Regions from separate parts of the Homo sapiens genome. Here region 1 is linked to region 2. A link is an interaction called in ENCODE POLR2A ChIA-PET data of the cell type or tissue named here. Cell type or tissue: PC-3. All regions are shown on one strand. Links, peaks and the distances in the headings refer to the core of each region. The heading gives the core; the rest is flanking DNA.

Region 1 (4,394 bases), core at 84-4,083, 660 kb after region 2:
AGGTCAATCCTGAGTGGCGGGATCTGGAGAGACCAAGGAGCCTATCTCAGCCTCTCCAAAGATTAGAGCAGTGCTTAGGACCCTTCCTGGCATGCTGTGGGGGCTCAATAAATGTTAGGACCCTTCCCCTTTGCTTTCTCCTCAATCCAGGGAGATGCATGGCTCATTCTGTTAGAATATTATCATCAGGGTGGTTTTCAGGACACTTCTGTTATGAGTAGGGAGATATTCTAAAACATCTTTGCAAGACTATTTTTTAAAAAGGGTATTCCCTCTCTAATCATATTGGGAAAAAACCCTTTGCGATTTTGCCAATACCAGGCCTGTATCTGCTCCTAGCACTGTTCTATCTCCCTCCTATGCTCAAGCCAATTCTTGGAGGTGCAGATCCCCTCTCAGCCCTGGCATCTTACTCTCCCCGTGCCCAAGCTTCCAAAATTACCCCATTCACTCTCTTCTCTTCCCAACCCCAGCCCATATTTTCCTAAGCAGAAAGAAATGAGATCTAATTTATTCCACAGTATTGATAGTGGCACAATGATTTCATTTGGGGAGAGGGAGAGATTTCTGGTAGTTCAGGGGACAGGAGTGCTGCCTGATGCCCCTTTATGGACCCCTGAAACTTCTCCTTTTTCCTCCGTACCCAACCTCCTGGCTGTGACCAGGAGGAAAGCCAGGAGAAAGAAACAGAATGCTAGTGCCCAGAGCCTCCAGCCTGCCCTAGCCTTGGAACAAAGACGTGGTCGCCTGCAGGAAGCAGCACACATTCTCCACAGGCCCGTCAACCTGCCCTCAGCCTCCGTCCTGGAAAACGCCCGCCGCGCTCCACCTCTCACAACAGCTGGCCCGCGTGTCACAGCCAATTAGGCTTTGGAGGGAGTGAGAGGGAAAGCAGTGACACCGCATATTGACCCCTGCTGGCACGGGGCAGATGTGGAGGCCAGCACGCGTCCCCCGCACGGCCACGCCGCTAATTAATCACCTCGGCCACCGAGTCGTGACAGCGCTTTGCGCTCCGCGAGGCGCACTCGGAGGCAGGGGCCGGGCACCTGCGGAGAGAACGGCCGGCGGGGAAGCACTGGGCCACCAGCCGTTCCCTCTCTCAGCTGGCCTGGCAGGTTGTTTCTGGCAAGTTTTCACTAAAGCTGTTGGGGTTAAAAGTAAGGATGGAAAAGGAGGAAACTTTAAAAAGTCCTAAGTCATTACATGTAGGACAGGTTGGTGGAGCCAGCGAGGTGGGCACAGAGGAGGGGATTGGAGGGGAGCCAAGCAAAGGAGCTCTCTCTGGGGTGGGCGTTTGGGAAGAGCTAATGGGGTGCTCAAGGGAAATGAGCCTGGAACTAGGTGGCTCTCAGTCTTGGCTTACATATTTCCTCCTGCCTTCTCTGCAAATCGCCTTCATCCTATTGTTGCTTCACCAGACGTGTAGGGAAGGGGTGAAGTCATTGACCAAATGCCAAGGAGAATGCCTTCTTACACATCTCTCAAGATTGACTGAGACTTGACCTAGACCTCACTGCCTCCAAGAAACCGTCTGGAGTACACTGTGGGTGGCCTCCCTGTGACCCCCACTGCACCCTGAACGTTCCCAATCATAGCACTCAAGACACTGAACTGGAATTGTCTACGGAGTGAGCACAAGGGCCCTACCAGTGTTACTCATCTCAGTCACTCCAGGCCCTAGCACAGTGTGTGGAGCCAGCTATGAATCATATGAATCATATGTGGAATGATTCACGAACAAAGCATGATCCTTACCTTCAAGGAGCTCATGGCCTGCTGGAGAGAGCGGCTCATACCAGTTAATTGCACTGCAGACCGTACAGGGTAAGGGGTGAAGGTGGAGAAGAGGCATGCCAGCCCCAGCTTAGCCACAAAGCACACAAGTGTTCCTATTTGTGAGCAACTGCTTTTGTTGCTTTTGTGGAAATCTTGGGTCAAGTCTACTCTGATTCTATTCAAGCTCGAAATAATAGCTGAAGAAAGTCAACCACTGTATAGTTTATTCTTAGGCAAAAACTCTTTCTTTCTTCCAGATAAAGCTAGCCCTGGTCACTCAAAAGCTAAATATAAGTGAGGCTGCCTGAGGGCATGTGAAACACAGTTTGGGAACAGGGTATATGCTTCCACTTGGTTTTAGGTTGTTACAAGTTTGTTCCAGCACTAAGACTTATGGCTGATTTATGCCTATGAGATTAAGCCTGAACTCTTAGTGTGTGTGAGAGGAATGCTTTTTGGCATCCGGCCCTGACAGATAATCATACTGACATTATAAGAAGAAGAAGGAGGAGGAGGAGGAGGAGGAGGAGAAGAATAAGAAGAGGAAGAAGAAGAAGAAGGAGAAGGAGAAGGAGGAGGAGAAGGAGGAGGAGAAGAATAAGAAGAGGAAGAAGAAGAAGAAGGAGAAGGAGGAGGAGGAGGAGAAGAATAAGAAGAGGAAGAAGAAGAAGAAGGAGAAGGAGAAGGAGGAGGAGGAGGAGAAGAATAAGAAGAGGAAGAAGAAGAAGAAGGAGAAGGAGAAGGAGGAGGAGGAGGAGGAGAAGAATAAGAAGAGGAAGAAGAAAAAGGAGAAGGAGAAGGAGGAGGAGGAGGAGAAGGAGAAGGAGAAGAATAAGAAGAAGGAGAATGAGAAGGAGGAGAAGAAGGAGAAGATGAAGAGCAGCAGGAAGAGGAAGAGGAAAACAAGGGGTCAGGCAGGCATTCATTTTGCTGATATTATGGATACCAAGTGGGATGGGTTAGACATTCTCCCTGCTAAGAAGGTTTTAGTTTAGTGACAAAAGCCATTTAATTTCTCCAGGTGTTGGTGTCTTCCCTTGTCAAATGGGAATGATTATGCTAATCTTGAAGTATTGGTCACACCACGCCTTGTTTGGACATTTTTCTTAGAGAAGTAACCATTCTTGTGTGCATTATATTTTGACTTTTGATACTTCTTTTTTATGTATGCTATGCCACAAATTCCAGTTTGTGACATTTACAACAAAATTTTGGTGAGCGATAAAAGGGCCAATGTTTGCTTTTTCAAAATAAATTTACCCAGAAAAGAGCTGGTCAGTTAAATGTTTTCTTCCTGCTATTTCAAACGCTTTGTTTTTGTTTCTTTGCTTTTGCTTGATGTTCAGCACTGTGCTAGGTACTACTGGGGAAGCAGAAAAATGTTTTATTTTTCTATTTTTTATTTGGGATCTATATGTAAATACATGCTGTAAGTCTGTGGGTGAATTTGAGAGTGTGTCCGCGTGTGAAAGAGTATGTGTAAGTATGTGTGTGTGTGCTTATAAGTGTATGTATGCATACTGTGGAGGACAAGACGTGTGGGTGAATGTGTGAATGTGTGTTTGTGTGAAAGTGTTTGTATAAGTGTATTTGTGTGATATCGACTGTGGGTTAGTAAGCACAGATGTGAGTATTTTATGCATGTGAGTTTATATGTGTGAGTAGGTGCGTGAGTGTGGGTATATGCGTAAGTGTGTGTGTGTAACAATGAGCATGTGTGAGAATGTATGGTTGCATGTGTGTTGGCATGAACATGAATGCATTGTGTGCACATGTGTGAATGATCATGTGTGCCTGCAGGCGTGTGTGTCTGCAAGTGTGTGTGTGTGTATAACGCAGCATGTTTGTGTATGTCAGTGAAAGCACCATGATGTCTCTTTCACTGAGTAGTCCTGAAGAACATTTACACTCATGAGAGCAGAAGACGGGAAGTCTTAGTAAAAACTTAAAAGGGCAGTCAGTCAACTTGTTTCTCAGTAAATCTCCAAATGACTTTTTTGACAAATCTTTTTTCCCCTAATTAGCCTTTAAAATTCAGAATCAAGTTAAATAAGAAAAAAAAATAGAGGAATTCATCTGAAAAAAAGAGTGGAAAAATATCCCAGGAAACAAAACCCAGCACAAATGAATAGCTGGTAGGCTAGTGGTTGGTGGTATTGAAACAACGCAAAAACAACTAATTTCAGCTCCTTCATGGAGGGCAACGTGGAGCTCTGGCTCTGCTCAGATATCAGCAAAAATCATGGAATGCTCGACGACTTCTCTCCCTAACCTTTTGGCTTTCCATGAAAGATGGGCAAACGTTTCCCATTTAAGAGGCAAAGGCTCCATCGTGTGGTCAAAAACAAAACTGCAGCTCCTCTGGTTTATTCATTTCAAAATAAATTTATAAAACAGTCTAGAGCACAGGGTAGGACCTGCAGGCAAACGTGTGAGGCTAGGCAAGTTGCCTACATCGCAAAGTCCTCCTCTTTTTGCAGCCGCGGCCTTTTCCTCTTTGCAAACTCCTCCGCTTCCCTTCAAAGATTCCTTGCACTCTGCCACCAAAGCTGGCGAAATATCTGTCATTTACATCTTTTCCCTCATACATTTTCTCCTTATAAGGCAATGTTGCC
Region 2 (4,394 bases), core at 244-4,243:
TTTTTTTGACTCAGTCTCGCTCTGTCACCCCAACTGGAATGCAGTGGCACGATCTTGGCTCACTGCAACCTCAGCCTCTCGGGTTCAAGCGATTCTCGAGCCTCTGGCTCTCAAGTAGCTGGGATTACAGGTGCCCGCTACCACACCCAGATAATTTTTGCATTTATAGTAGAGATGGGGTTTCACCATGTTGGCCAGGCTAGTCTCGAACTCCTGACCTCAAGTGATCTGCCCACCTCGGCCTCCCGAAGTGTTGGGATTACAGGCGTAAGCCACTGCACCTGACCCCAAAAAAACTGGATATTTTTAGATTATTTATTTTTTAGACATTTAGATTTATCATTTAGGTTATTTATCTTTTAAATACATGGTGTTGGGAAAACTGGATATCCACATGTAAAAATGGAGAAAACTGGATATCCTTTCTCCATTGATTGACTGGTCTTGACAACCTTGTCAAAAATCAATTGACCATATATGTGAGGGTTTAGTTCTGGGTTCTTTATTCTATATGTCTGTCTTTATGCTAGGACTACAGTGTTTTGATTACTGTAGCTTTATAGTTAAATTTTGAAATCAGGAAGCATGAGACCTTCAACTTTGTTCTCTTGCAAAATTGTTTGGCTATTTGGGGTACTCTGAGTTTTCATATACATTTTAGGATGAATTTTTCTATTTCTGAAAAAAAGTCACTGGGATTTTGACAGGGATTACCTAATGAATCTGTAGATCACTTTGAGTAGTATCAACATCTTAATATTAACTGTTTCAATCTATGAACACAGTGCGTCATTCCACTTATTTCTATATTCTTTAATTTGCTTCAGCAATGTTTGTAGTTGTCAGTGTACAAGTCTTGCCTCTTTGGTTAAATTTATTCACAAGTATTTTAGTTCTGATGCTGTTGCAAATGGAATTTTTAAGATTTCCTTTTTAAATTTTACATCGAAATGCAACTAAATTTTGTGTGGTTTTGCATCCTGCAACTTTGTTTTTTAGTTCTAACAGGGTTTTTTGGGTGGAATCTTTAGGGTTTTGTACATAAAAGATCATGCTGTCTGTGAACAAATCATTTTACCTTCTCCTTTCTGATATGATGGCCTTTTTAATTTTTGCCAACTGAACAGACTGGTCCCAAATATGGTTCCCTGATCACTGATGAGGCTAAATATATTTTTATAAGGAAGCATTAATACCAGTCCCATAATAGTAAAATTTACATATGATGTTCAGATAAATATAAAGTCCTAAGTTTCAGACTTCATCTCTAAATCTTAGGGTCTCATTCCCCCTCTTCTGTTCCTAATGAATGCTATGGTAGAAAACTTTTGAAGACTAATTTGCTACAGCATTAAGCTTAAGCCTTTCTATTAGTCTTTCAAATGCACAACATGATTCTTAACCTTTATTGGTTTATAAACACCTTTGAGAATTGGATGAAAACTATGAAACTTCAACTCAGAAAAAAATGGACACATGAAGTTTTGCATGTATTATCAGGAGGAGATGTACGGCTCTCCTAAAATTCAACCATGAGGCTGGGTGTGGTGGCTCAACCCTGTAATCCCAGCACTGTAGGAGGCCTAGACGGGTGGATCACTTGAGGCCAGGAGTTTGAGACCAGCTTGGGCAAGATGGCGAAACACCATCTCTACAAAAAATACAAAAATTAGCCGGGTATGGTGGTGCACACCTGTAGTCCCAGCTATTCATTGAGCCTGGGAAGTCAAGGCTGCAGTGAGCCATGATTGCACCACTGCACTCCAGCCAAGGCGACAGAACAAGACCCTGTCTCAAAAATAAATACAGGTGGCTGGGTGCAGTGGCTCAGGCCTGTAATCCCAGCACTCTGGAAGGCCGAGGCGGGTGGATCACTTGAAGTCAGGAGTTCGAGACCAGCCTGGCCAACATGGTGAAATCCCGTCTGTACTAAAAATACAAAAATTAGCCAGGTGTGGTGGTGCAGGCCTGTAATCCCTATATGGGAGGCTGAAGCAGGAGAATCACTTGAACCTGGGAGGCTGAGGCTGCAGTGAGCTGAGATTGTGCCACCGCACTCCAGCCTAGATAACAGAGTGAGACCCTGTCTCAAAAACAAAACAAAAAAAAATAAAGTTCAACGATGGACCTCTTACAGATACAACGTGGATTCACTTTAGTCAATCCTATTTCTATTAAACACATAATCTCTTTCTATATTTTAGTTGTTTTTACTATATACTAACTCCCACATCCTACCACTTTGTTCCCAACTCAATGCTTTTGATCACTGCTTGTGTCCTAATTGAATTTTACCCTTTCTTCAAGGTCCACCTAAAATTTCCAATTCTTCCAAGATATTTCTCCAACCCACTGTCTTCTCTCCCAAAAGTATCATTCACTCATTCGATAAATACATATTGTGCAGCTTCTCTGTCCTAGACGATGTTCCAAAAGCTGAAGATTGCAACAATGAATACAGTCTGTCCTAAAAAAAACAGTGCTCAGCCAGGAGCAATGGCTCACACCTACAGTCCCACTGGTTTGAGAGGTCAAGACAAGACTGCTTGAGGCCAGGAGTTCAAGACTAGCCTGAGCAACATAGCAAGACCCCTAGCTCTACACCTGTGCACACACATACACAAATTAGCTGGGCGTGGTGACACGCATTAGTTAATCAGCTACTCCCAGCTACTCAGAAGGCTGAGGTGGAAGGATTGCTTGAGGACTGCTTTAGCCTGGGAGTTCGAGGTCATAGTGAGTTATGATCGAGTCACTGCATTCCAGCCTGGGTGACACAGCGAGATTCCATCTCTAAAAGAAAACACAACAGTACAGGATTATCCAACTAGCCGATGAAACATGTATTTAGGGCACACATGCACAGACTCGAGGGAAAACATTTGGAAAAAATAAGTTCAAAAATAATAATTAAAATATATTTCACCTTAGTATTTTATTTTTAATTATATTTGGGAAGAGACCTTATGATCTTCTCAGTGCCCAGGGTTTCTGAAGGTCTTCATCTAGTCCTGCTAGCCCAGTAGGAAAAAAAAAAAATCTTCTCCTAAAAACCGGATTCCTCTCCTGTTTTCTCTGATATGAATTCATTCAGGTATCTAAGAAAAAAATCTGCGAGCTGCCCCCCAATTCCTTCTTCTTCCCAATCTTCCACACCCAGTCATCTTTGTATTTGACAAAGATCACTACTGCCTAAATGAGAAGAATGGCCTGAAGGGGACAAAATTGGGTATACAATTGGAGACCAGTTAGAAAGCTGTAATACGAGTGGAGATAATGATGAACTGAATTGAAGTGTAGTAGAGGGGACTGAAAGATGTGTAAAAAGATATGAAAAGGGGGAAATCCATGGAACTTGCAAAGTAAACGCGAGATAAAGAGGGAGTTACTGAAGATAGTTCCCTTATTTTTGGCTTGAAAACCAGTTAGATGGTGGTGCTACTCATTAAGAGAACAAGGGAATATTGGAGTTTGGGGAAAAGAACACAATAGATTGATTCTGGTATATCCACAGACAGACCATGTACCTTCTAAACACTTTCCTTACATATTTTTTTAAAAATAAAATCCTTTAAATTTACATACTATTATGACATTTTACATTCCAGAAAAACCAAGGCATGGTATGGTGAAGTAATTTGCCTAAAACTGCACATCTAGTTAAATGGAGAAGCCAGGATTTGAATACAAGTAGTCTGACTCCAGAACTTTGTTCCCAACCCTATACAAACCTCACGGTAATTCCTGAAGGTAGATATTTTTACTTATACTTTACAGATTTAAAACAATGAGGCTCAGATAAATTAAGTAACTTGCTAAAATAAGGTAGCTTACATGCAGTGGGGCTAAAATTGAAACGTAAAGTTCATATTGTTTCAAATGTCAGAGTGTAAGCAGGTATTTATAATTCTCTTATAATCTTTTACAATGCCTAGCTTAGTATTAAATGTGTATTTAAAGAACAGTATTGGGCTGGGCGCGGTGGCTCATGCCTGTAATCCCAGCACTTTGGGAGACCGAGGTGGGTGGATCACTTGAGGTCAGGAGATCAAGACCAGCCTGGCCAAAAAGGTGAAACGCTGTCTCTACTAAAAATACAAAAATTAGCTGGGCATGGTGGTGCATGCCTGTAAACCCAGGTACTCCGGAGGCTAAGGCAGGAGAATCGCTTGAACCCGGGAGGCAGAGGTTGCAGTGAACTAAAATTGTGCCACTGCACTCCAGCGTGGGCGACAGAGTGAGATTCCATCTCAAAAATAAATTAAATAAATAAATAAAAATGAAGCACAGTATTGGCTGGGCATGGTGGCTCATGCCTGTAATCCCAACACTTTGGGAGGCTGAAGCAGGAGGACTGCTTTGAGCCCTGGAGTTCGAGACCGAGCCTGGGCAAC

The links. ChIA-PET counts read pairs that join two places held together with the same protein. Peaks named below come from ENCODE experiments on the same cell type or tissue, not always from the same donor. Only the 100,000 strongest peaks of a DNase experiment are listed, where the experiment ranks them.
Region 1: POLR2A ChIA-PET joins it to region 2 with 6 read pairs; 1 of 35 experiments calls an interaction of 5 or more read pairs at or near these places.

Annotation. Positions count from the first base shown.
Region 1 is chr1:165,114,196-165,118,589 of GRCh38, reverse strand. No RefSeq gene overlaps it. Among named protein-coding and RNA genes, the nearest start is that of LMX1A-AS2, 88 kb to the left of the region's middle. In PC-3, for the core only: no CTCF peak of the experiment used is centred there; a DNase peak (open chromatin) is centred at 1,699.
Region 2 is chr1:165,771,873-165,776,266 of GRCh38, reverse strand. It overlaps TMCO1-AS1 (TMCO1 antisense RNA 1), which reads right to left. Exons shown (of 3, transcript NR_125374.1): 2 at 1,834-2,793; 3 at 818-1,558. Among named protein-coding and RNA genes, the nearest start is that of TMCO1-AS1, 5.1 kb to the right of the region's middle. In PC-3, for the core only: no CTCF peak of the experiment used is centred there; a DNase peak (open chromatin) is centred at 2,736; H3K4me3 peaks cover 506 bases; H3K27ac peaks cover 995 bases.